Regions from separate parts of the Homo sapiens genome. Here region 1 is linked to region 2. The links are chromatin loops, found by intact Hi-C in ENCODE. Cell type or tissue: sigmoid colon. All regions are shown on one strand. Each heading gives the region's core, and the rest is flanking DNA. Links, peaks and the distances in the headings are about the cores only. Region 1 has its middle 160 kb from the start of LINC02269. Region 2 holds the start of LOC105377543 (a long non-coding RNA gene).

What was found. A loop is a pair of places that touch in the nucleus more often than their neighbours do. Peaks named below come from ENCODE experiments on the same cell type or tissue, not always from the same donor. Only the 100,000 strongest peaks of a DNase experiment are listed, where the experiment ranks them.
Region 1: a loop joins it to region 2, with 2.1 times the contacts of the local background. A loop is called at or near these places in 6 of 110 quality-filtered maps.

The regions. Positions count from the first base shown.
Region 1 is chr4:173,731,309-173,739,657 of GRCh38, forward strand. No RefSeq gene overlaps it. Among named protein-coding and RNA genes, the nearest start is that of LINC02269, 160 kb to the right of the region's middle. RefSeq lists a silencer at 720-911. In sigmoid colon, for the core only: no CTCF peak of the experiment used is centred there; no DNase peak of the experiment used is centred there.
Region 2 is chr4:173,985,610-173,993,958 of GRCh38, forward strand. It overlaps LOC105377543 (a long non-coding RNA gene), which reads right to left and starts at 5,357. Exons shown (of 4, transcript NR_188468.1): 1 at 5,098-5,357. In sigmoid colon, for the core only: CTCF peaks have their summits at 4,709 (motif pointing left) and 4,909; a DNase peak (open chromatin) is centred at 5,402.

The DNA of each region.
Region 1 (8,349 bases), core at 76-8,075, 250 kb before region 2:
TATCTGGAGATTTCAACACTTCTCAGTAACTGATAGAACAAGAGAGAAAATCAGAAAGGATTTAGAAGACTTGAACGTCACCACAACCAATTTGACCTATTTCACATTTAGAGAAGACTACACCCAACAATGATATGACACACATCCCTTTCAAGTGCATAAGGAACTTTCCTGTGGTTAGGTATATACTGGGTCATAAAACAAGTCTTGATAAGCTTTAAAAGACTGAAATTACATATAGTATATGAGCATAACAGAATTAAATTAGAAATCAATTAAAAATATGTGGAAAATATCTGAATATTCAAAAATAGAACAAGATATTTCTAAATAATCCACAGATCAAAGAAGAAATCTCAGAGGAAATCTCAAAGGAAATCAGAATTTTTTTGAATTGAATGACAACGAAAACATAAAATACCAAAATTTGTAGGCTGTAGTTAAAACAGTGCTTACAGGGAAATTGATAACATTAAATACTCACATTAGAAAATAACATAGAGTTTTGATCATTACACCCTCCATTCATATAACAAAATGTTACATATAACTCATAAATATGTAAAATATTGTATATCAGAAAAAAATAGAGCTTTAAATTAATATGTTGCACCTTAACAAACTAGGCAAAGAAGGGAAAATATGCACAACATTTTGCATGTAATTTCTTGTGATCCTGGAACCCTCTGAAACCTATCATGAACTGCCGGTTAAGAATCCCTGATCCCAGGCCTGGCACGGTGGCTCACACCTGTAATCCCAGCAGTTTGGGAGGCCTAGGTGGGAGGATCACGAGGTCAGGAGATCAAGACCATCTTGGCCAACATGGTGAAATCCTGTCTCTGCTAAAATATGAAAAATCATCCAGGTGTAGTGGCCCATGCCTGTAATCCCAGCTACTTGGGAGGCTGACACAGGTGAATTGTTTGAACCCGGGAGGCAGAGGTTGCAGTGAGCTGAGATCACGCCACTGCACTCCAGCCTGATGACAGAGCAAGAGTCTGTCAAAAAAAAAAAAAAAAAAAAAAATCCCTGATCCCTAATGATTAATCCCAAATTTGTATCCCCATCCCAGACCTCAGTCCTGAGCTCCAGAATTTTAGGTTGAAATGCTTTCAGGACATCTACAGTTAAACAGTTCACAGACACCTAAAAATTAAAACTTCCAAAACATAGTGAACTAACTCCTCCTCCTGTTTCCTTTCTTCCCATATCTCTTCTTCCTTGTCTCAACCTATACCAAGGAACTATGTGACCACCCGCTTAGCTGCCCATATTGAAATCCTGGGCATCTTCTCTTTCCCTCACTCACGCATATAGTCAATCCCTAAATCCTGCTTTTTTTTTTTTTTTTTCAACACCTAAAACCTCTCACAGCCACCTGTTTTTCTCCATCCTGTTGCTGTTGTCATCAAGTAGGTCATGAACATTTCCTGGGTAGATCTGTGAACAGCTTCCTAACTCATCCCTCCTCTCCCTCACCTCTGGTTGCTCTTTCTGTATATCCACTTTCACAAGGCAGTGAGGATGACATTTCAAAATGGGCTAATATGATCTTGACATGTCTTCATTGATGACCTTTATCTAGCTTTGCTGTGTCCTTGGGATTGATTCCAGTGTCTCTAACATGGCTTATAAGACCCTTCATGATTGGGACCCTATTCATCCCGAGTCTTCTCCTCATGTTCTGCTCTTAACTTTATGTTCACTGATAATGAATTATTTCTGTTTCTCTCCGTTTCATGCTTTGCTCTTTCTTTTAGGCCTTCACAGATGCTGTTCCTTTTGTCTGGAATATTTTTCCTGACCCCTTTCCCTTTATACCCTCATCCCCACTCCCCCCCACCCCACCCTCACTTTATCGAATCATTCCTATTCAGCCTGTAGACCTAATTTAGCTGTGATTTCTCTGTCAGGACTTCCCAGATCTTCCTTCTGCGGCTTCCCTGTCTCCTCCTCCAGTGAGTTAGTGTCCCTGCTGAGAATCTCATTGCATTTTATCATTCTGAATTGGAATTTCTGAATTGTGTGTCTTCCCCACTCAACTCTAAATATAATGTTTATCCTTGCAGATATTGTGGTGCCTTATATTTTGACAACCTTTGGCCATATAAGGATTCTGGAATTACTAATTACCTGGGAAAATACATGAAAACTATAATGTAAATAAAGCAAAACCGGTAGACATTCAATAAATATGTAATTTATGTGCTTGTGATTAAATAGTGTATTTCACTGTCATAACCTATTCTCCTATAAATTTTTTGTCTATTCTGTTGACAAGGAAAGTATAATTATTTGTTTTGTTAATAAGCATTGGGCTGTATTGGACAGATTATGAGAAATATTAAATGTTATAGTTTTCTCTTATTTTTCTATATATTTGATTATCTTTTCCTTTCCTTGAGAGGAATTCTGAGCATAGAATTATAGATATTTGCTTGAGAATCTGTGATGTATTCAGTTTAGCATCCCAAATGAATGCAAAATTGATGAGCTTTTGAATGTGCTAAGTCATTTTGCCTGCTTTTTATTTTTGCATTATTAAGTTGTCATTGCCTGTTCTCTTTTGTCCTTTTACTCTGCACATCCAAATGTTCAGTCCTAAAATTATACCATGCCATCACCAAATGTCCAGCACCAGATCCTTATTAGGAGAATAACAGATCCGCTAGAGATTAGAAGGGGTCAGTATGCCCTTTTGGCGTGACTCTCATACACTGTACTCTACTTCGGTAGAAAAACAAAATCATTAAAATAACGTCACACATGAATACTCATTAAACCATGTTATAAACTTTCAGTTCATTTCACCAGGTCTGAGATTCAGTTTATCTGTTCATCAGGTGATGCAGATAAAAGTGGCAAAGAATTTTGGGGGTATTTAAAGAAATAACCTATAGTTATGTGCTCCTAATTTTAGCTACCTGTATAATATAGTAGGAGAAAAATCAATAGAAAAGTAAATGTGGTCAAGTGTAACTGAACAATATTGGTGTCAGCCCTGACCATAAATATAGCACATTTAGAAGTGTTCTAAGCATAACCAAGCCAATTATTGTGTCAGCCCTAACTCTGGAGCTACAAGGAGAAAAAGAAGTATCATTCATATGGAAAAAGAATTGGATCCAGGCATACGGATATCTTATAGGTATTTGATGTTCCACAGAAAAAATAACCTAAGAGACTATTATCAAGAGATTAAAGCTTTAAATTTAATAGATCTGTTGGCTTCCCCCCCCCCCCCATTTGAGTCAGTGGTTAGGTTATTGATGTCATTCATTCATTTATTCACTCATCAAACTCTTATTCACCCAGTGCATGGCATGCACAGTGCTGCTGGGGCTCCAGACATACATAGCACACAATCCGTGACATCAAGCAGGAAGAACTAAAGGCAGAGACTGTGGGTGCTCTATGTGCATATATGCTTCTCTCTGAGGAAATTTAGGTCATGCTCTCCGGCCTCCACTTGAAGTGAACCTCTACCCTGTCCCTCTCCCTGGATTCCTGTGGAAATGTTAGAGGAATACTCAAGGCAACTGTAGCTGCCCCAATTTGGATGCTTCCTGTTAAAATATTCAGAGGATTCCATGTTATTTTCCCCAAATAAATATTCTAAGTAAATGTAGGTTTCATTTACTTAGGGTTATTTTCCCCAAATAAATATTCTAAGTAAATGTAGGTTTCATTTACTCAGGGTTATTTTCCCCAAATAAATATTCTAAGTAAATGTAGGTTTACATTGATCTTTTACTTAATTTAGAAAGAACCTTCAACGGTGCATTACATTTGTTGCTATGTAATGTCAAGGATTACTATCATTGTGATTGGTGCCATCTGCAATAAATGCAGAGGAAGAAGCACATAGCAGGGCTGAAGATTTAGAGCCTCTCTCCCAGTGGACACGAGCTTATGTTAGGACATGCCTCTAAATTGGTATGACTCACATGGCAAGAGGATAGATTTCTCTGTGCCTTTTATATTTTGTTTTGTTCCTTAAAAGTTTTTTTTCTTTTTCTTCCCCTGGGGATAGAAATATGTTTTTTCCATTTTTACAGGCAAACCACTTCAATAGAACATGGCTGGCGGCCATATGGACATATTTGAATCCAACAATTAATTCAGCAAAGAAAGCTGCTTGTGGCAAGTTTTGAATGTGCCATTCCAGGTAGTGCTTTGATGATAAATGAGGAGAAGATTGCAAAGAAAATGACAGCAACATTTATAAAAGGGTATGTTTCCTTTATTCATTTAATGATATTCAAATTATTAGTTGTTGTCTATTTAATGTGAAGTCTATGGCACTTGAAGGAGGTACTTAACACTTTCTATGTATAATTTTACGGCAAAAAATATGGTGTTAATTTTCAAGGCACTTACAATCTAGCAAACTTTGGAATGAGTAAATGTATTACCCTTATCTGAAACTCCTAAGTCTAGACTTTTGGCTGGCATGGCTTCCAGAACTGGCTTTATGATGGTATTTCAGAACCAGCACTTCCAGCCAAAACCAATAAGTGTGGAGTGGCTCAAAGACGGAAATTACCAAACCAAACCAAAACAGAAACCCCTCAAAACAGAAAAACAAGCTCACGTTAACGAAACACATTAGAATCTCATAAAGGACTATTAGGAATATCTAGGAAACCACTCATTGTTTTTGTTTTATTTCACTAGGTTTTGTCTCAAGGTTGTCCTATCCCTGGATGATCCCTTCAGCTCTAACATTTGCAGAATCAAAGCTTTAGCTTCCAGTCATCACTCTTCACATGCAGGGAGCACACATGGTGTGTGGCTAGGATCCTTTCCCTTTAGAATTCCTTGGCATCAAGAGTAGATAAAAGGGGAAATAAAAGTATCAGGATATTATGTGGGTTTCATGTACATTTTACTGAAAGATAACTGTTTAACCTCCATCCAGGGAAATGAAATACTCCATGGCCATCCAAAGACCTGAGAAGTATACATTAACAATTCTGTGAACACTGGATTAAATATTTCCTCTGAAAAAATCTATAGCAGCTTATTTTTGTCTAATTTTATCAGCTACTTTTAATAATGTTACCACTTAAACACTTAGATATTTATTGCGTGTACCATAAAAATATCAATTAGTTGAGTTTCTGAACTGAAACATGTGGTCAGATACCCAAATTATAATTTAATTCAAATTAATAAGACATTGCAAATATGGTGATAGTTGCAACTATCCACAATATCCCAAAGGGTCTGACTTCTGGAGGGAGATATAAACTCCCTCCAGAGCATTTTATAGAGGTAATGTTTATATTTCCCTTCAGAAGTTGAACCTATTGGGATATTGTGTTTATATTTTCAGTTTCAGCCACTATTATCCCAATATGCACACTGCACTTCACTTAGATGAAGCATAAAGGATATCTTCCCCATTCTTTTCATTGAATGAGAATAGAATTATTGGATATGACTTTTAAAAATTACTAAAACGTATAAAATAATGGCACTACATATTTCCATATTTAAAGTGTGACAGAGAACTGCAGGCAGTAGTGTTGTGCAATTATGAGAATAGACAGCAAAGAACTGAAATGTTGCCCGGCATTGTTTATTTTTGAAAGCTTTATGTATACACCAGGAATGCAAAGAAGTACAAATCCTGGGAAAGGGTTAAGTGATGGGACCATCAGCTCTGCAAGGCTGTGGTGCATGAATCTCTTGACTTTCAAACAGTTTGGTAGGGTATGGCTCTTTCAATGTGTAGAAGTCATGACACAATGCAGGAAGTTTATTGAAACCTTTGTACTGCTATATTTAGCCTGACATCCAGTGTTCTAGGCTAGTTACAAGACAGTGTGATCTCCTTACAGAATACCAAAATGAACTATTTACACTAAAGGAAAGTAGTTTAGGAATGTTTCAGAGAAGAATTAAATATGGGGTAAATATTATCTTCATTCCTTTGCAAAAACCTGTTTTATACTAGTTATTTCATTTTACTTTGAATTTGGATTCATGCTTAGGGGAAAATAGTTAGATTTTATGTTCCAAACATAATTAATTGTTATGGTTACAGTAAAATGAAAATCATAATGGGAAGAATTTGCAATATGGAAGAAAATCACCCACCATTATGTAGCCTTAATCAGATTTAAAAATTTAGGCTCACTTTTTGATTTGTTGCTTAGAGCATAACCCCTTAATCCCTTTATGGGTACTTTTTGTCACATATAAAATGGAGAAAGTAATAATTACAACCTGCTTTTGAGGCTCCTTGGAAGATGAATACAATGAAAAGTAGAAAAATCAATCTTTATTATTATTATGTTTGAGACGCTGGCAGAACAGTGTGATTCCAACATGATATCTAATTACAGCCAAAATTTTTCAGGAGGCAGTAGCTAATTTTGCACATCTTCTTTAATTGCCACATTTTCATGGGAACTTACATGGCAATTGATTAGAAGTCAAGGTTTTAAAGGTATGAAGAAACATTATCTTTCACATGCCATCAGCATGATCTGTCAAAAATACAGTTTGCCATTTTACTTCAGTGTTAAAAATTCCTCAGTGATTTCTCCATTGAATTCAAGATGAGCATAATATGCACAGTATTGCATAATGCAGATCTGATCAACTTTTTTCAGTTTCAGTCGCCATCATCCCAATATACACACTGCACTTTACTTTCACCAAACTTCATAGAGCGCCCTGACCGCACCAAGCTCTCCTGAACTTTCTTGCCTTCACTTGTATTTTTCCCTCTGCCGGATGTGCCATATCCTCATTACTGCCCCCACCAACATAGTGTAATCTTCTCAGTTTGAAAATTAAGCTTATATCACCTCCTCTACATACCTGTTTCTGACCTTGCCGTTGCCTGAAGACAATGCTGTATTTGTTTAATATGACTCTCTCCCAAACACACTGTGGGCTCCTTAAGTGTAGTCTCTCTGTTCTTTCTACCTTTATATCCCCAGAGCCTAGCTCAGTGTTTGCTGACTGAATAAGTGAATAAAAGAATGAAACTCTGATATGAACTGTATAATGTCTCTCTAGAAGCATCTGGAATTTGTCATTAATAATAAATTAAGTTGCTTTAATCTTCCAGAGTTTGGAACTAATTGAGAGATGGGACCAAGAAACAGGCATGTCAAAATCAAAATGACAGCTTTGTTACAGTTAATAAAGGCTTGGTTGGGGGACATGACTTATGTGGTTATAAGACATTTCCTAGTGGAACCCAAGAATTGGGCACAAGACCTTCTCAGTCAAGGCAGTTCTGAACAACCACAGGCCACCTTCCTATTTAGGTATAGAGTCTTGACCACTAAGTCTGTGACATGAGCAAGAGTAGATCAGAACATCTGCATGTGGTCAGATCCTAAAGAGAATGAGGAAAAATGCTGATCCAGGCCTGTTTACTTTCTACTCCAAACCCATCAGTTAGTTAATTCTATCCTTTTCCCTTAGGAAACAATTGGCATAGGGGCAGATAAGCTAGAAGTGTTCTTTGAATGAATCTCTTACTGTAGGGGAACAGTAAATTAGGGGAATGTAAGCTCCCCTGGTTGCCTTCCTATAGCACTTCCAACAGTTCTCTTTTCATATGTCCTTTCCCTGGCAATAGTACTGTGCTTTCCCCAGCTAGCAGAGCATAATTACAGAGCCAGTGTTACAGTTGATAGTTCATCCTCTCTGGTGAGCAACTGGCAGAGATCATCCACCTGTAGTCTCAGACTTATAATGAATTGTTGGTATCTTATATTTCAATTTTTAAATATAAAACTAATACCTGATAACCTTAAAAATTACAAGTGATTCAGATACATAAAAGTAAGCTTCCCTAAAACTTTTTCTCTCTTCCAACCTTCTCCCCTGGGTGGTGATAACTATTGTTTATGTATGTATCTCCAGACTTTAAAAATAGCCATTTATGAATGTTTAGGCATAAACATTTTTGAAATCACAAGTACTTGATAACTGATAGACACTTTCCCACCTCAATTTATATGCTTAACTCATTCTTTTTGGCATACCATAGTATGAATGTTTCATATTCCCCCCTATTCTCTGGATACTTAGGTTGTTTCCAATTTTTCACTACACAAAGAATAAAGATTCTGTACAACCATCTCTCTTACTATTTCTGTAGGAGAAATTCTTATAAGTAAAAGCTGAGTCAAGTAATTTGTACATCATAATTCTGATGGATATTGCTGCATTGTGCTTTCAAAGTCTATACTAACAATATATCAAGTTCCCATTTCCTGAAACTTATGGATCCTGGATATCATAAAGCTTTCAAGTTTTTGCCAATCTAGTGGTGGAAACATATCTTATTGTTTAAATTTCCATTTCCTTTTTTAC
Region 2 (8,349 bases), core at 75-8,074:
GTTGGAAGTAACAGAAAAGATGGTATTGAGGTGATGGAGCATGTGACCTAAGTGATCTGAGAAAGTGATAGAAAAAGAAGTTGGCATTCACAGGTCCCCGAGACAGGCCCCAAACAAGATCTGTCGGACGAATGTATAGGCCTTGGGTGTCAGTCTTGGACTTTAAGAGAACTCTGTGCAGAGATGGAATGCAAAGAATGTACATGAAGAAGATAGATAAATGCATAAAGTAAGTGATCCTCTAGTGATCAGAAACATTTTCCTTCACTGTCCCTATATTGCCTCTTAATTTCTGGCCTTGACCTTGTTATTAATTGGGCAGAGTGGATTATAGAGAAGACAACAATGGGAAAAGTAGCTAAGAGCAACATCACTCCTTTGGACTAGATTGAAGCTATGCAAAATGATTTTCAATAAAACCCTCTCTGCTCAGTTTTAAAAGGTACAATCGTACGTTCACATAAAATTGGCTTGTGCATAAAGAAGAGATGGGTTATAATATTTGTATATAGTAAATAACTATATTTTGAGATCTTTACAATTATAAAGGTATTCTAGCAGAATAATTTGTATAAAGTAGCTTAAGTAATAATGGCATTTCAATTAAACCTTGAATGGGTTCCTCTACAGAAATTTCTAAATATGGGGTATAATTTTGATCTGACATTCAGCCCATTGTAGGATTTACATTAAATTGTGAACCACTAGAAAATAGGAGAGTATCTCCTTTTAGTTTTGTGCAATGCTTAGTGCACCTAGAGATCTTAGTGGGTTTTTTTTTAAAGCAAGTACTAGTTTGGCTAATGAAAAATTATTTTTAAAAGATATGTCAACTAGACATCTCCAGTGTGCCATGCCCAAGATTGTATTCTTGATCTTCTTGCCAAATATGTTCTTCCCATAGTCTTCTACATCTTAGTAAATGACACATTTTGCTCAGGCCAAAAGCCTTAGAACCATCCTTAACTCTTCTTTTTGTCTCCCATCCACATCTGATCCATCAGCAAATCTTATGAATGTCTATTTGTTAGGGTATAGGCTCAGTTGCTCTAATAAGGAGATCACAAAATAGAGGCTAACAACCTTAGAGGTTTGTTCTTCCTCACGTAAGAGTTCAGGGAAGATGGTAGTCAGTGCTCCATGACGGGGACAGATCTGCCTCCCTCAAAACATTCCAAGTGCCCTGGTTTCTAGAAAGAAAGAAGGAAAAAGGAGAAGCAAATGCAGGGCAATTATCATTAGGAAGATAGCTTGGAGTCTGCACACATCTCTTCTACTTACATCTCACTGGTGAGAACCTAGTCATATGGACAATCTTTGCTACAAAGGACGCTTGGAAATGTAGTCTCTAGCTGGGCACCCATATGACCAAGAGGAAGGGGTGAACAGATTATGGAAGACAGCCTATGATCTCTGTCACAGGTTTGTATTTCCAAAATATATCTAGTCTCTAATTACTTATCACCTCATCACCCCCATCATCACACTACTAGAAGCCCCAATTGTTCACCATTGCAATATCCTCCTAACTGGCGTTTCTGCTTCTGTTCTTGCTTCCCTAAATGTATTCACAACTGCCTGTGATGATGTTAAAACACATCTGACCAAGACATTTTTTCTGCCCTTAGTCCTGCAATAACTTCTCATCTCATTATGAGTAAGAGCTCATGGTCTAGCCTCTGCTACTTCTTGACCTGAACTTCTACTCATACCAGGGGCTGCTTGTTGGTTCCAACATGTCCTGTTATGCTTCTTCCTCCCGGAACTCACAGCCATGCAATCTAACATCCTCTTCTTCCAGCTCTCCCCCAGGCTCACTCCTCAGCTTCAGGTCCTGATTCAAATGGCTCCTTCCTGGCAAGGCCTTGCCTGGACACCCTATTTAAAACTGCAGCTCTTCCATCACTTGAGACTCTAGCTCCTTTGCCTGTTTTATTTTTCTCCTTGGCTCCTTCTGTCATACTGTATATTTTACTTATTTGTCTTGTTTCTTCTCCCCTGCCACCGCCAGTTTACTCCCCAACCCCAGAAGGTTCACTCCAAGATAGCAGATGTTTTTGCCTGTTTTGTTCTTAGCATCTTATATAGCATCTGACCCCATAGTAGTTGCTCAATAAATACATTTAAGGAAATTATAGAGAGAATAAATGTGTCAGTAAACCTCAGCCATCTGATTTTCCATTTAAAGCACAACCTTGGTATAGATATCTGGAAATTAAGGAAACAATCTGATAATAATAATTAATGTGAAGCTATAAGACCAGGAACTATGAATGAGCTATGGAAGAAATCTCAGACTTGAAATTGGAAGATTTAAATTTAATTGCCATTTTGAGACTAACCTATTTATGAAATTTAACGATTAGCTTCCTCTCTTTCGGCCTCAGTTTTCTCAGCTAAGTAAAGCATAAATATGCACTTCAGAGGTATTTGGAAGCTGAAAGATGTGAAAAAGACAATGCCATATCTGAAAGTGGTCGCATATATTTATTCTTAAGTTTACAACATTTATTAAAATAGGAATATCATGGGATTTACTAATTTCAAGAAGTTCATCTGGGTCCTTTGGATAAAACAGTCTTTTTCTGTTTTATGTTTCAGATTCTAACCCTAAGGTTGTGTTGAACCTCAAAGATGCCTTGAATATATTTAGTAAAATAACTACAGTAATAGTAACTAGAAACTTTCTGTATGTAGTTAAGTATTTTCATATAAGTTATTGCATTAAATCTTCATAAAAGCCCTATAAGTACCTACAGAAACATATGATTGTTGCAGGCTTTATTAATTACAATTATAATAAAATGAAATTTAAAAATACTTCAATGTTGGCACTAAGGTACAATTAAAAAAAATTGTTTAAACATAAAATCAGTATTTTTTTCCTGAAATGGGTGGTTACTTACATGGTAACTTTTCTCCATTAATCTATTATTTCCTCAAGTTCAACCAACAAAGAATGTCATAAATTTTAAAAGTAAAAAGCAATTTCTTTCAAAATAATTCCCTCTCTTACACTATGATAAAAGTGCATGGGAAACATTACTAAATCAAAATTAACTGCTCCAGTGTCCTGCCTAAATTAGAAAAAAAAAGAACATGTATTTCTGTGCATGTTAACTACACATAGCCCCATTAATAATTTTTTGTATAGAATTTATAAGCGCAGCGAACTTAGAAAAATTAAGCAAATCATAGAGAAAATGACAGAGTTTGGAAATATCAAGGAACCAGCCCAGATTCTCTGCTAATTTAGTTTCGGGACATGAGAATAGTGCTTTTTTATCTCAGACTTGGCTCAAGCTTGGGGAAAAACATTTCCCCAGGAAATTTTAGCCCAGCTGAAGCAATTGATTTTTACTGCTTGTACCCAGCATCCTCATTTTTCAGCGCTACTCAATGCACAACCACTCAGCCATACACATTCGGATGGTTATTCAGAATTGAATCAACAACTTTGACAGAGTCAATATCTCTGCTGGCCTGTAACAAAATGGCCTTGTTATTCCAGAAGATGGACAAGAACCAGATTAGACATCCCAGTTTCCTAGCTACAGAAATTTAGACAATCAAAAACAGTGTTGGAATATCCAGTGTTTCTTAAGATACCATGGAGGGAGCACATGCTTCAAAAAGGGCATGGTGCAATTCTTCAAGAGGATAAAATGTATCATATTCTAAAAAATACCTTTAAAAATGGACAACTCAAACTTCCTGTTATTTTATGGATGAGTCTGGACACACTCACAAAACCTTTTTCTACAAAATTTTCAGTTTATCGGCCACAGTGGTGGCCATAATAAAATTCTTGACAGTATTACTTTTAACGCAAACAACAGATAACTTCAACTGATTGAAATAAAAATGTAAAAGCTCCCTGGATGTTAAAAGAATAACTGAATGGCTCCTTGCAAATCTTCTACCTAGATAAATTTTGTTCTGAATATGGAAGTTTTAGTATCACCATTACTTTCATTAAGTTTTATAATGGTAGCTAAGATAAGTCTAGCTCAGAAAATGCCAGAGTGTTTTAGGTTTAAAGGGTCACTTCCTTAATAGATTGGGGTTGTGTCAGATCTACTTTAAAATGAGATAGTACATATAAAAATACTTTGAAAAGTTAAAAGCATCACATAAAAGCAGGACCTTTCTTAGATGGAAACCCTGTTTTGGAAGCACTTAACTATAATTGCAAATGCTGATAAATGAAAAAATAGGTCACCAAAAATGCTTTCATAGGCGTTTTCTTCCCCAGTGCAAGTGCATTCACTGATGAGAAGAATCTATGCCATGCGGTAACACAGCAAGACCATTTAAATACCTATCATGTAATAAGTAATCAAATCCGAGGGCTCCCTTGGGCTTTTAGCTCCAGGATGAATTTTTCCCCACCCTTTTTGGCCCTGTGTAAATGTAATTTTGTTTTAATAATGTTTTTAAATTATGGTTGTCTAATAAACATAATTTTAAAAATTGTCCTTCAAAAAGGACTCACTTTTCAAGACTACTTTGTAAACCAGTAAGCTTCTCCTGACTTGTTCTCCTCGAAGGGTCTGGATGGTTTCATTTACTTCTTCACTTTTATAGGAAAAACAATGTAAAAAATTTTTATTATCGATAGAGCATTAAGAAACAACTTCATGCAAAACAATTAGTCTGGCCTTAGGTTGTGCCCTGTAAAGCTGTTAGATAGCTCTATCTCCCTCTACTGGCAAAGTCAGCATCCCAGATTCTGAGTTCCTTGACCCAAAGAATGTCACCCCCAGAAACAAACAAGAAAACAAACGAGAGCTGCTTCCACAATTAGCCCTAAGCCAGACAAGACTGGGAATTTTCTTCCCATCTTACAAAGAAAAAGGATTACCATGAATAAGCAGTGTTCAGAGGAAAAATGGGAACTATTTTCCTTAAACATTAAAAAAAGTACCAAGAAGATTCTTGGAGGTTAAAATGCAAGTGCACAATGATCCGTGTGCAGAGAATGTGACTTTTTTTCCAGGATAAATAAAAAAGAACTAAACAATTTGTAGAATGCAGTCACATCAAATCTGATGGTGGAGAATGTGTGTACATTTTTTAAAAAATCAAATACCTTACCTTCTTGATAAATGGCTCATAAGGGCACTACTACCAGGAGTCGCTGAAGGCAGAACCCGAGCTTAGGTATTTTAAGTGGCATTACATGTTCTCTTCAAGTTCATAGGGTTAAACAGGTAAGTGGTTTCACATGTGGTTCCTTCCTAAAAAATGAGGACAATAATGATGAGCTAGCCACTTTTTTAGAGGTGGAAAAAAACTAGTTAGAATCCACGCTCTCTGGAGACAGAGTTCTGCAGTAAGTGGAACCTTCTGACGATGGAGCCTGGAGCCAGCAGCTGGGTTCTGTCACCCTGACTGGGGCGGCCCTGTTAGTGTAGCGTGACCCCTGGCGCATTCGCACAGATAATACCGGCACCTCTTTTCACTCTAATCTCCTACCCGTCTGAGCAATTCAGCAGGAGATAGGGGCATTAAGGCCGTATTATTCCAAACAACATTTAGCTGAATGGTAGCTGAAGATTGTGACAGCAAAAGACAAATTCTCCTGGTCAAATACTTTCCTTCCCAGAAAACCTTCCTGTTTCAGTACTTTTGAGACACAAAAATGTCATTAAAATGGAACCAAAGCGGGAATCCCACACCATCCTTAGCTGAACCTAGGAAAACTTTGAAATTCCAAACAGAATTTCTTGGAGTTTCTCATGCTACAATGGCCTGTGATAAATAACACCAAATAGCCAGATAAAGAAGGAATCATTTATTCATGTATTTGCATATTTTGTTGACATTATGCCATATCTCCAGATATGGCTGTTGTTCACAAGTGAGCAGAGTTCCAGGGAGAGATGTACAGATAGCCTGTTTTTGTAATATGTATCTAAATACTTGGTGGCATGTAGCCAATCTTCCTGGAAGGAGATGGTGTTATAAGCCCATAACCTAGGTCAGAACTCTAAATGCCAATGGCAGAGTGTTGCTTTTTATGTTGGTGATACAACATCGTCTGCATTTAGATAGCTGATAATGTGTTTTCTCAAAGCTGAAGGGGCAAAAGTAAAAACTTTCTTAAATGTTTACAGATAATTTTAGTGCTATAACTGTAGGCTAACATTACTTTGTTTTTCAAAGTGGGAATCTAAGTAAATTAATATTTAATATATATTCAGGAAATTAACAGCACTCTTCCTGGTTGCTTTTTCTATTTCTGTTGTTTTTCCTTTCAAAATATACAACAACAGGATTTTGCTGTGATGTTCTAATAATTTAATTTGGGTTTTAAAATTCTAGCAATGGGACTTATGGGAAAAAATAAACTATCTCTCCGGTAATCTGCAATGCCTGGTGCTCTGAAATAAGATCAGACAGTGATCAGAGATGATTCTTTCCTGTGACAGGGCACTGTGTTTTGGCAAAAGCTGATTATTCTCTTAGTTTTGTCTGTGCAGAACATGAGGTTGCTTATGTGCGAAAAGTTGCTGGGTTGCTACAGCCAAGACGTCTCACACTTTGAGGTCCACAATGGTTATTAATTAAGAATAATAAAAATAATGTTTAAAATCTCCTTCTGGAAAAATATGCGTATTTCATACTTAACAGGAAGTGAATACAGCAATGAAGAGCTGTTTTACATATCTTTTAAACAATAATGAAAGACTTGTTTAATAATAAAGATTGGAATTCCTACTTTGAATAGCATATTATATAGCACTATAATTCATACTTCATCTGAGAAAAATATATTTCCTGCGTGTCAGCCAAAATAGGTTCATTTGATGTTGTTCTGTTGATCAAAGGAAGTAGGCTCACTTTGTGGGCATGTACGAACATCATGTCATGGTTAAAACATAGCCAAATAGGGTTGTGGGAAGAGCTAGATTAAAAAATAGGCAAATGAAGCAATCTGTCCAGGTCACTGAGCTACATAAATCACTAGAATAAATAATAAATATGATGCCAGGAAACTAGGTTTTCTGCAGAACACTTTGTACATAACTGATAAACTGTAACTTGGTCCCTCTCATAATGAAAATAAAAAACATTTCTTGCCTTTGTCCACAACAGTCTATTTCTTGATGAGTATTTAATTTTGGCTGTGATTCGCAAGACAGCGTAGAGTTCCAGGGAGAGTTCACTAAAATTCAGAAACAATACAAGACTTTACTGGAAAAGTGATTTATTACATTATTGAAATAATTATTTAAAATTTCAATTGTTTAATATACTCCTTAAAAAATTGTTTATCCCAAAGCATTGCAAATGCAAATTGAAAAATAAAGAAATGCAGATAAATGAGATGATTTAACGGGCATGAAAGCCGGGAGAAAACAAGCATTTACATTATTTTGAACTAAACTTTCTAATTACACCTATGCAAGCTGTAGCAAATGATGGAAAAGTGTAAATAAAAGACAACTTCCCAACTCTTAAAATATCTTTTTAATGGAGTAACAAAAACCAATTACAGCAGCAACGGCAAAAAGCAATCATAGGAATATATTTAACAATAAATATTCACAGAAGAAAACTATACTATTGGAAGTAAAAGTATTCATGACAACAGGAAAGACATTCCCTATTCTAGCATTGGATGTCTCAATAGGATGATGCCAGTTCTCCATTAATTAATTTATACATTTACTGTAATCCCAATAAAAATACCAGTGACTTTCTTTTTAACAGAGCTAGGCAATTTGGTACTTAAATTCATGTGAAACAATAAACACAGATGACTAGCTAGAAAAACACTGAGAAGAAAGGCAATTAATTAGCAGGGGCTAGGCCTACAAAATAAGAGAACATACTACAAAGCATTTTAATCAAAACAGTGTGATGCTTGTGTGTGAACGGCTAAAAGACCAACACAACAGAATAATAATCCAGAGATAGTCCCGCTATATATGGAGATCTAGTGTATGGTAACGGTGCTTTTCAAGTGACTGAGGTAAAAAATTTTTTGTCTCATTTTTAATAAATTTATTGGGACAACTAGATGGCCACTTGGGAAAAAATAAAATTAGATTCAGCTTTTGCATCAAATAAATCAGAGATGTGGAAGTAAACATGAATTATACAGGCACTACAAGAGAGCATCAGTAAATTCTTCTCTGGGTGAAGAAAAACTTTCTAAGTATAATTGAAAATCCAGATTCACCAAAGGAAACTACGATAAGTTGTACTATATAAATTTATAAATTTCATGGCAAAAAATAAGAAAGCTAAATATTATAAACAAATTCAAAAGACAAATAACAAACTAGGAAAAAATACCTACAGTATATATGACAGAGAAGGCCAATTTCTGTAATATTC